Regions from separate parts of the Mus musculus genome. Here region 1 is linked to region 2. A link is a contact called in ENCODE Hi-C or POLR2A ChIA-PET data. All regions are on one chromosome and are shown on one strand. Each heading gives the region's core, a stretch centred on a gene start or an enhancer-like site at or near the end of the contact. The rest is flanking DNA. Distances are from core to core; before and after follow the strand shown. Region 1 holds the start of Wasl (WASP like actin nucleation promoting factor). Region 2 overlaps Wasl (WASP like actin nucleation promoting factor).

What was found. A loop is a pair of places that touch in the nucleus more often than their neighbours do. ChIA-PET counts read pairs that join two places held with the same protein, here RNA polymerase II (POLR2A).
Region 1: a loop to region 2 is called in a map of heart, with 3 times the contacts of the local background. The contact joins the promoter of Wasl here to the enhancer-like site in region 2. A Hi-C loop is called at or near these places in 8 of 37 maps with a recorded cell type or tissue (adrenal gland, gastrocnemius, heart and 1 more). POLR2A ChIA-PET finds 5 or more read pairs at or near these places in 2 of 5 experiments (Patski and embryonic stem cell).

Annotation. Positions count from the first base shown.
Region 1 is chr6:24,662,698-24,666,298 of GRCm38, reverse strand. Wasl (WASP like actin nucleation promoting factor) reads left to right here and starts at 1,304. Exons shown (of 11, transcript NM_028459.2): 1 at 1,304-1,763. The coding sequence starts at 1,656.
Region 2 is chr6:24,629,839-24,633,722 of GRCm38, reverse strand. It overlaps Wasl (WASP like actin nucleation promoting factor), which reads left to right. Exons shown (of 11, transcript NM_028459.2): 5 at 3,775-3,798. Among named protein-coding and RNA genes, the nearest start is that of Wasl, 33 kb to the left of the region's middle. Within about 2 kb of position 1,687, at least 1 of the 3 ENCODE cell types and tissues checked has a DNase peak (open chromatin) inside an H3K27ac peak, as active enhancers do; it is heart, where a contact is called at or near this core.

The sequences.
Region 1 (3,601 bases), core at 55-2,554, 33 kb before region 2:
TCTTGTACTTCAAATGGTGCCTTTCACAAACCTACTATTTTAAAAAGTTTTGCCACTTTTAAAGATTATCTTTTCCGTTAACATTAACATAATTTGAGATATCCATATACTATGTGAGAACTCCTAAGAGTATATTCGCACATCCTCTGTTGTAGGCTTGCTCTTCATCACCCAATTTCATTATGTGCATTATAGGCAGCTTTACAGCTTTGTTTTCAGTTCGTCGGTAATAGTTTATCAATGTATTGAGAGCTATCAGAAATTTACCAGAGTTTGTCATAAAAGTTGAATATGCAACTGTTTAATTAGAACTAGGTAATTAGCAAACATCGTTAGTACAACTTATGTGATACGTTGTATGATTAATGTTAATAGTAGGATGTACATTTTATAGAATTCGCTGTAATCTGGTTTATCATCTCTATATTCCAATTTTTTTAAATTAAAGCTTTTTAGTTTTCAACCAATGATTTTATACTAACCTTTAATATTATGAAACACAGTAATGAATTCTCATTATTTACTTCTGCTGGGAATATTGCTCAGCTGGCTGAGTATGCACCAGGCCCTAGGTCCCTGCACCTAGAATACAGAGCCATGAAATTAACTCGTAAGGAAAAAAGAGGTAAGGTGTATTCCTACACGACATTCCCAAACGCGTGCATTCATCCTGAATTAAAGAGACAAGGTGCTTCCAACTTGAGATAGAGAAAGATTGAGAGGGGTAGTTTCCAATTCACAAGGCAAGGAAAAAACTACACACACCTATCCCACGAGATCCGCCAGGCGGGTGGTGGACGCCTTTTGCGATTCTGTTTTTGACATCTCTGAAGATGTCTATCCTGATCTTAGCAATGTCCCTCCACGCCCCGTTGGCGGCCGGGACTAAGATCCAGAAACCCGAGGCACCTGCGGCTCTGACCGAAACTACGCCGGCCGACCTTTCTCTCCAGCTAAACTAGATCTCCCTGACAGGCGGCCTGAGAGTCTCGCTTCGATGCCTAACAAACACTGGCTACGCGGACCCGACGCTCCGCAAAGGTGGGCGCTGCTGCAAGGGGGCGTCCGGCTCGGCAGTCAGTGTAGGAGACCCGCCAGCCCTGCCTCGCTCTGAGTCTGCGCACGCGCGCGGTGGTCATTGGTGGGGGCGACTAGCCTGCAACAAGACCTCAACCGGGATGAGCCTTGCCGCTTCCGGAAGGGGCGGGGCCTGGGTAGGACACGCCCCGGCACGCAGCAACCGAGGGGGTGTCCCGCCTTGCCGAGTTTCCGGCGCTCTCCCCCGCGTCCCGCGTCCCGTGGTCTCGCCCGCCCCCGCTGCCATGTTGGATTGTGCGGCTGCCGCCGCCGCCGCTGCCGCCGCCGCCGCCAGAGGACTGGAGGAGTAGGGAGTTTAGCGCAGCCGCCGGAGTGCTAGGACAACGACCATCCAGCCGGAGCTGAGCAGGGCGGGAGCCCGGAGCTTCCCTGTCGGCGCGCGGCCCGAGGGCGCCCGCCGTCATCTCCTTCCCTCGGCCTCCGCGCGCCGGAGGAGCGACGACGGGATGCTGCGGCTGTGACCGCCGGCTCGCGCCCCTGTCACCCAGAGTGGGACCCGAGTGCTCGCCCGCCGCCAGAAGTGACGACCCTGGACGCTCCACCCCACCGGCGACACCATGAGCTCGGGCCAGCAGCCCCCGCGGAGGGTCACCAACGTGGGCTCCCTGCTGCTCACCCCGCAAGAGAACGAGTCTCTCTTCTCCTTCCTCGGCAAGAAATGTGTGGTCAGTAGCCGAGACCCCCCTGTCGCCACCCCCCAACGTCTACTGGCGGGTTCGGGCTGGGGGGGAACGGGACTCAAGGGTAGGAGGGAGAAGGGGGGCAGGCTCGGCACGGCTGGGGTGCTGCTGCGGGCCAGGCCTCCAGCCTCCCGGGCCCTGGGGCTCCCCTCACCCAGCTCTCCGGGTGCAGGCCTGCCCGGCCCGGAGCCACCTCCCCCAGCTGCTGGAGAACAAGGGAGTGTCACCTCCATAGGCCTGCCCAGTAGCCCAGGTCCGCCGGGCCGGGCCGGGTCCGTGCCCTTGCTGCAGGTTCAAACTTTACTCTAGACCACAAGGGGATTTTGTTCGTGCATCAGCAGCTTAAGATCTCAGGACAGGATCCCAGCATTGGCCCTTGCTTCACTTCCCACTTCTGGATCTGGGTTATCTTCTTTAACAATGCTAGAGGTTTTAGGAATGAATAGATGGGGAAAGAAGCGAATTGGATTTTCGGTCCGCCTTAAGGATTCCGGGAGAGAATAAAGTGCAGTGCAGGTTCATGGACACTTAGGATCAGAGCAAGGGCAGGAAATGCGCCTGCTCCCAATTGCAAAAAACAAAAACAAAAAAACAAAAACGGGGTTTATTTCTCCAGCAGAAACTAGGCCTAGTTTCTGCTCTCCGCCCCACTGTGGGTTTTTCTTTTCCTCCCTGGCGTTGTGGGGTGGGGTGTAGGGTGCTGTTCGCTCCCAAGCCATGCGTAGGGAAGCGACAGTTTCTAATAGCTCACGGCCTTTGGGATCAAAAGTGGTTCTGAGTTTGGTGCTGTGAGGAGGCCCATTCCAACCCCAGATGGCGGATTGGGAGCAAGCAGTTCTGTGGGAAGGGGAATGGGTGTTATTGACGGAAGCATTCATTACGTTGGCTGCAGGCCTTTCTGGGGTGGGGAGGTTCTCTGGGTGAAGGCCTTATCTTGATCTTCCTGAGGTGACTGAGTTGAAAGGGGGATTGTTGGAATGCTAGCCGGCTCCCTTTCTGCCGTGTTTGCTAGCTCTCACAGAGCCTGTGCCTCTGGAACCCAGGAAACACCCAGAGAAGTTTCAGCCGAGCTGAACCATTTCATATCCTCCCTTGGCAATGTTGGAGATGTCAGAATCAGACTACACCTGCTGAAGAAGTTAAGAGGAGACAGTTTCTGGAAAGTTACCAGATTAATTGTTAACTTCATGATCTGACTGTTCATATCGACTTTGGGAAACCAAATCATTCCATCGGACTTAAGATGTATTTCTTGTTCTAAAATTTAGACTTTAAAGAACACTGCGTTCACTGACTAAAGTAGAAAACAGTGGTTCAAAAAAAGAAGAAAAAGAGTTTGGGAGAAAATTTACTTTAAAGATGAACCAAGTCTGTCCTCTATAGTTCTTTAAACAAATGAGAAAATGGAGCTCTTGGCCCCAAGTCACATAGTAATTTAGGAATGTAACTGGAACTATATGCCCAGTTACTTTGTACTTTCCACTACATCATGTTGTTTGGTGAGGATTTTGTTCCCCTTATTGATTTGTCTCTCAAAGTGGTGTTAAAGGAATAACTACTTCATTTTTTACATAAAATTAATAGAAATAAAATGTAAATTTCTTAAAGCAGCATTAATTTTTGCATAATTTTCAGTTTAGGGAAATCTTTTTATTTTATTTTTATTTTAATATGAGCTGCCTGCAAGCAGGGTAGAGGTCATCTTTGCTGGTCTAGTACCTTTAGTGTACAGTCTATCAAACATTAAGTAGCTCACTGTGTTCACATACCAGGCCCGTGAACTTCAGGCATGGCAGACATTCATTTGTGTTCTAGTATATGCG
Region 2 (3,884 bases), core at 438-2,937:
GTGGTGCAAAGAAAGATTCAAAGTCAAGTCCTGGGCCCAAGCTGGCGGCCTAGGTTGTGCAGAGATGGCTTCTATTGCTTTCTGTTAGCTCATCTCATGCAGTCCAAAAGCCCAGTTTTTTACTTACGTATCAATTCAGTTATTTAGTCCAAGTTTCCTTTTGATTATCCTATGAATCAGTATCCCATGACCTCTCTAGCCCTTTGATTCTTAGGAGACAGCAAGCATACATATTTTTCTTAACATTGCAGAGGAATTCAGAGATAGACCCTGTCCTGAAATTACCATTTCCAACATGACTGAGCTTAACATTATCCCAGACTGACCTCAAACTTAGGAATCTGCCTGCATTTGTACCTTTGTACGTTTCTGACAAGCTGGCTCATAGCATACATAGCCTTTGTTTCTTTTGATTCATGAAGCCTCTCATAATTCATATTGTAATTTTATTTCTTGCATAGTTGAAAAATTACATATTTTCAAACTTATGTATTTAGAATTCTTTCCCATAGCCTTAAGAACTGTCCTGAAGGTCCCAGCCTGTACCATTTTGCTGAGACATAGCCGCACCCTCAACTCCTGGACTCATGCTGTTTCTAACCACCATGCAGTCATTAACGCTAACAGGGAGGACATTCCTCGGAGGAAAAGAGCCCTCCACTGCTAGTACTGGTTCCAGAAAATCTGTACGTGATTACACAAGCAAGCCTTAAGCCCACAGCAGCCATCAACACTCGTGGGGACTCACACCTGGGCCCTGTTCCAGGGGCAGAAGCTGTCTCACTCTGTCCCCACCAAGGCCACACTGGGTTCGGCATGTTACTGTATAGACTGTGGGAATCTGGCTTTTTTGCCCATATGCATAGAGTCAATGGCTAGTGTTTGTTGTGAAACAGTTAAAGTATTGCAGCAAAGTTCATATAGCCTGAGATATTTATTGTCTAGCTTTCTCTACAACAAGGTTCCATATTACCTACCTCAAGAGAAATATTTTTATTTTGCTAAACTTTTTTGCAAATAAAATTCTATGTTCACTGACTCTTTGAATTATTAATAGCATTTAAAAACCAAGTTTAAGTATTTTTTTGGTTTGTAAATGAATACTTTTTATTGCAATTCTAGTCTTTTTTATATTATTACAAGAAAAAATTAATAATTATTAATATTGCCAAATAACCAGTGTTCAAATCCAATGTATTTACAGTATGTTTTTTAAACCTTTTTATTGTTAAGAATTTCACATCATGTACCCCAATCCCACACATCTCCCTGTCTGTCCATATCTGCTCTCTACCCTTGCAGCCTTCCCCCAGATGAAAACAGACTAAAAATAAAATGAAACAAAACCAAACAGACTCTCAGCACGGAAGCTGCAGCATGTTGCACAGATACCCTTTGCCCCACAGCTTGACTTGCGAATGTTGATTGCAGTGAGTCATTGGTCTGCTTGGAGGCCTCGGGCTTCTGCTATGCTCTGAATACTAGATCCTCACTGGGACTCCTCCCGCTCTTCCTCTCTCAGTCTCTCATTTTCTCCCTCTCCCTCTCCCCCTCCCCCATCCCCTCCCCTGATGCCCACAGTGTGTGTGTGCTCAAGTAGGTCTGGTGTGTAGAGGCATGAAAGTGGTGTCATGTGATCTTGTGTTTCATCCTTGATTGCTGTTCTATATTGAGTCAGGGTCTCTGGTTGAAGCTAGAGGCAGCCAATTGTGGCTCATGCAGCTAGCCTGCTTATTCTGGGCTTCCCTGCCTGCCACCTGCAAAGCCCTCCATGAGTTCTGGAATCCTAACTCTGGGCCTCACACTTGCCAGGCAAGCACCATTGTCCACTGTGGCATCTCTCTGAGTCTTGAGAGTTGTTTCTAGTGACAATTTGTGATGGTTATCTAGTGGATTTTTGTGAGATCCATTAGAATAAGTGACATTTTTGAAGTGAAAAGGAATTGAAAACAGTTGTTTAAAGTAATTTATTTGAAACAGTTAAGTTTACGATAACTTTTATGTAGTGTAGGAATTCCCCCCTGCATATAGTGGCTGTCTATACTTTTAGGTAAAGTGTTTCAGTTGCACAGAGAACATGGCCTTAAGAATACAGCCGAGATGGTCACTGTTGGCTGGCTCTTCATACTCTGTCAAACCCTGTCTCCTCCTTTTTTATTCAATTTTTTTTTACCTTAGCCACATGACTAGCTAGTAACAGATTGACCTGATATCTTCCCGTCACTATAGACCATCTGTAACCTTTTCTCTCTCCAAGGCTGTCTCTTTAGTGTTACTGGGTCCATGTTTTTGTAGTTCTGAAATTCAGTTATAGATTTAATTTTCCTGAGTTCTATGTCGTTTTCAGTAGGGATGTGAACACTGCGCTCCTCATTGTAGGGTGAGTGCTCCTATGCTGCTAAGACATCCCACATTCTACATATTAATTAACACTGTCTGTTAACATTGCTAGCAGGTGTCTCACAGGAGCCTCAGATTCTTTTTCAGCCAAACTTTGCTGATTTTTTTCACTTAAATGACTTCCAACCGAGGATATATGTCTTCAGAAATTGCTCTAAAAACTTTTATTTATCTCAGTGGATTTTATATTTAAGGGATAACTTTGCATGCAGAGATTAATGTCACTATGAAAACTATAGATTGATAGTGTAGAAATTGCTTCCTTTAAATGATCATAGTGTTGCTACATCTGATTACAAGATGGAATGTTACATCTATGTATTCCATTGGTAGGATTTTTAATTTAACCACCAATTTTAAGCGTTACAATGTGGTTTGTTATTTATAAGCTGATAGTTTTAATGCACTAGTCACTAATATTTCTCTTATAATTTCAGAAAAGTCTATATTAGAAAAATATGTGAAAATTATATTTGTTTAAAATTCTTTAAACCAGCCAATCATGGCTGTGCATGCCTATAATCTAAGCACTTGGGAGGCAGATGTAGGAGAGTTCTATGACTTTGTTGGTCAGCCTGACCAACGTAGACATTTCTCGGTCAGACAGTGCTAACTAACCCTGAAAACCGGCCTCCAACAAACAAAAAATTGTTGAAGTTTGCTTTGGGAGAAGTGTCATTGTCTCTTGCATTATTCAGTGATTTCATTTTAGACCTGTGTGTGTGTGTGCGTGTGTGTGTGTGTGTGTGTGTGTGTGTGTGTGTGTGTACCCCTCAAATGCCCCTTAATTTTACCTGTCTCTCCCCATATTCCCTCCCACTACCCTTCCCATCCCCACTGGATCCTCCCAGAAAACCCTACCCATCCATTCATAAATATTTATTCTATTTTCCTTTTCTAATAAGATCTCTCTGTTCACGTGTTAGTCCCTTACTCAGGAGCTACCCTCTGGTTCTTTGTATAAACCGTGGCTTGGTTGTCATTAACAGCTACTCTCACAGAGCATTAGTTTCTTAGGCTGCTGTCTATCTCTGCACACAGTACTTTGAGTGTAGATTCTATCATGTCACTGTCCTCCCACCTCAGGACTACTCCAGGTCACAGCCTTCCATGTGACAAATCCCTGATAAACTTGTTAACCAGCTCCTTTCCCTGTGTCCTCGACTCCGGTCTTTATGGCATCCCTCATACATACTGAATAAGTTTTTTTCTTTTATTTGGATGTCTTCATACTTATCTTTTTCAGAAAGATCCCTTAATCATCTACACATTACCTCAAGAGTAAGAGTTTAAATGAAGTATATTATAAAGATTTTACTTTTGTTAGATATATATGTCTGCTTTTAATGCTGGTTTTATTTTTAATTCTAACAGAAAAAAGACGAGATGCTCCAAATGGTAAGTTTTTGATGATTATTCACAAATTTTTTTAAATTACAATTTAATTCTTATAGAAATATGTTTATGTATTAATACTTAATGGT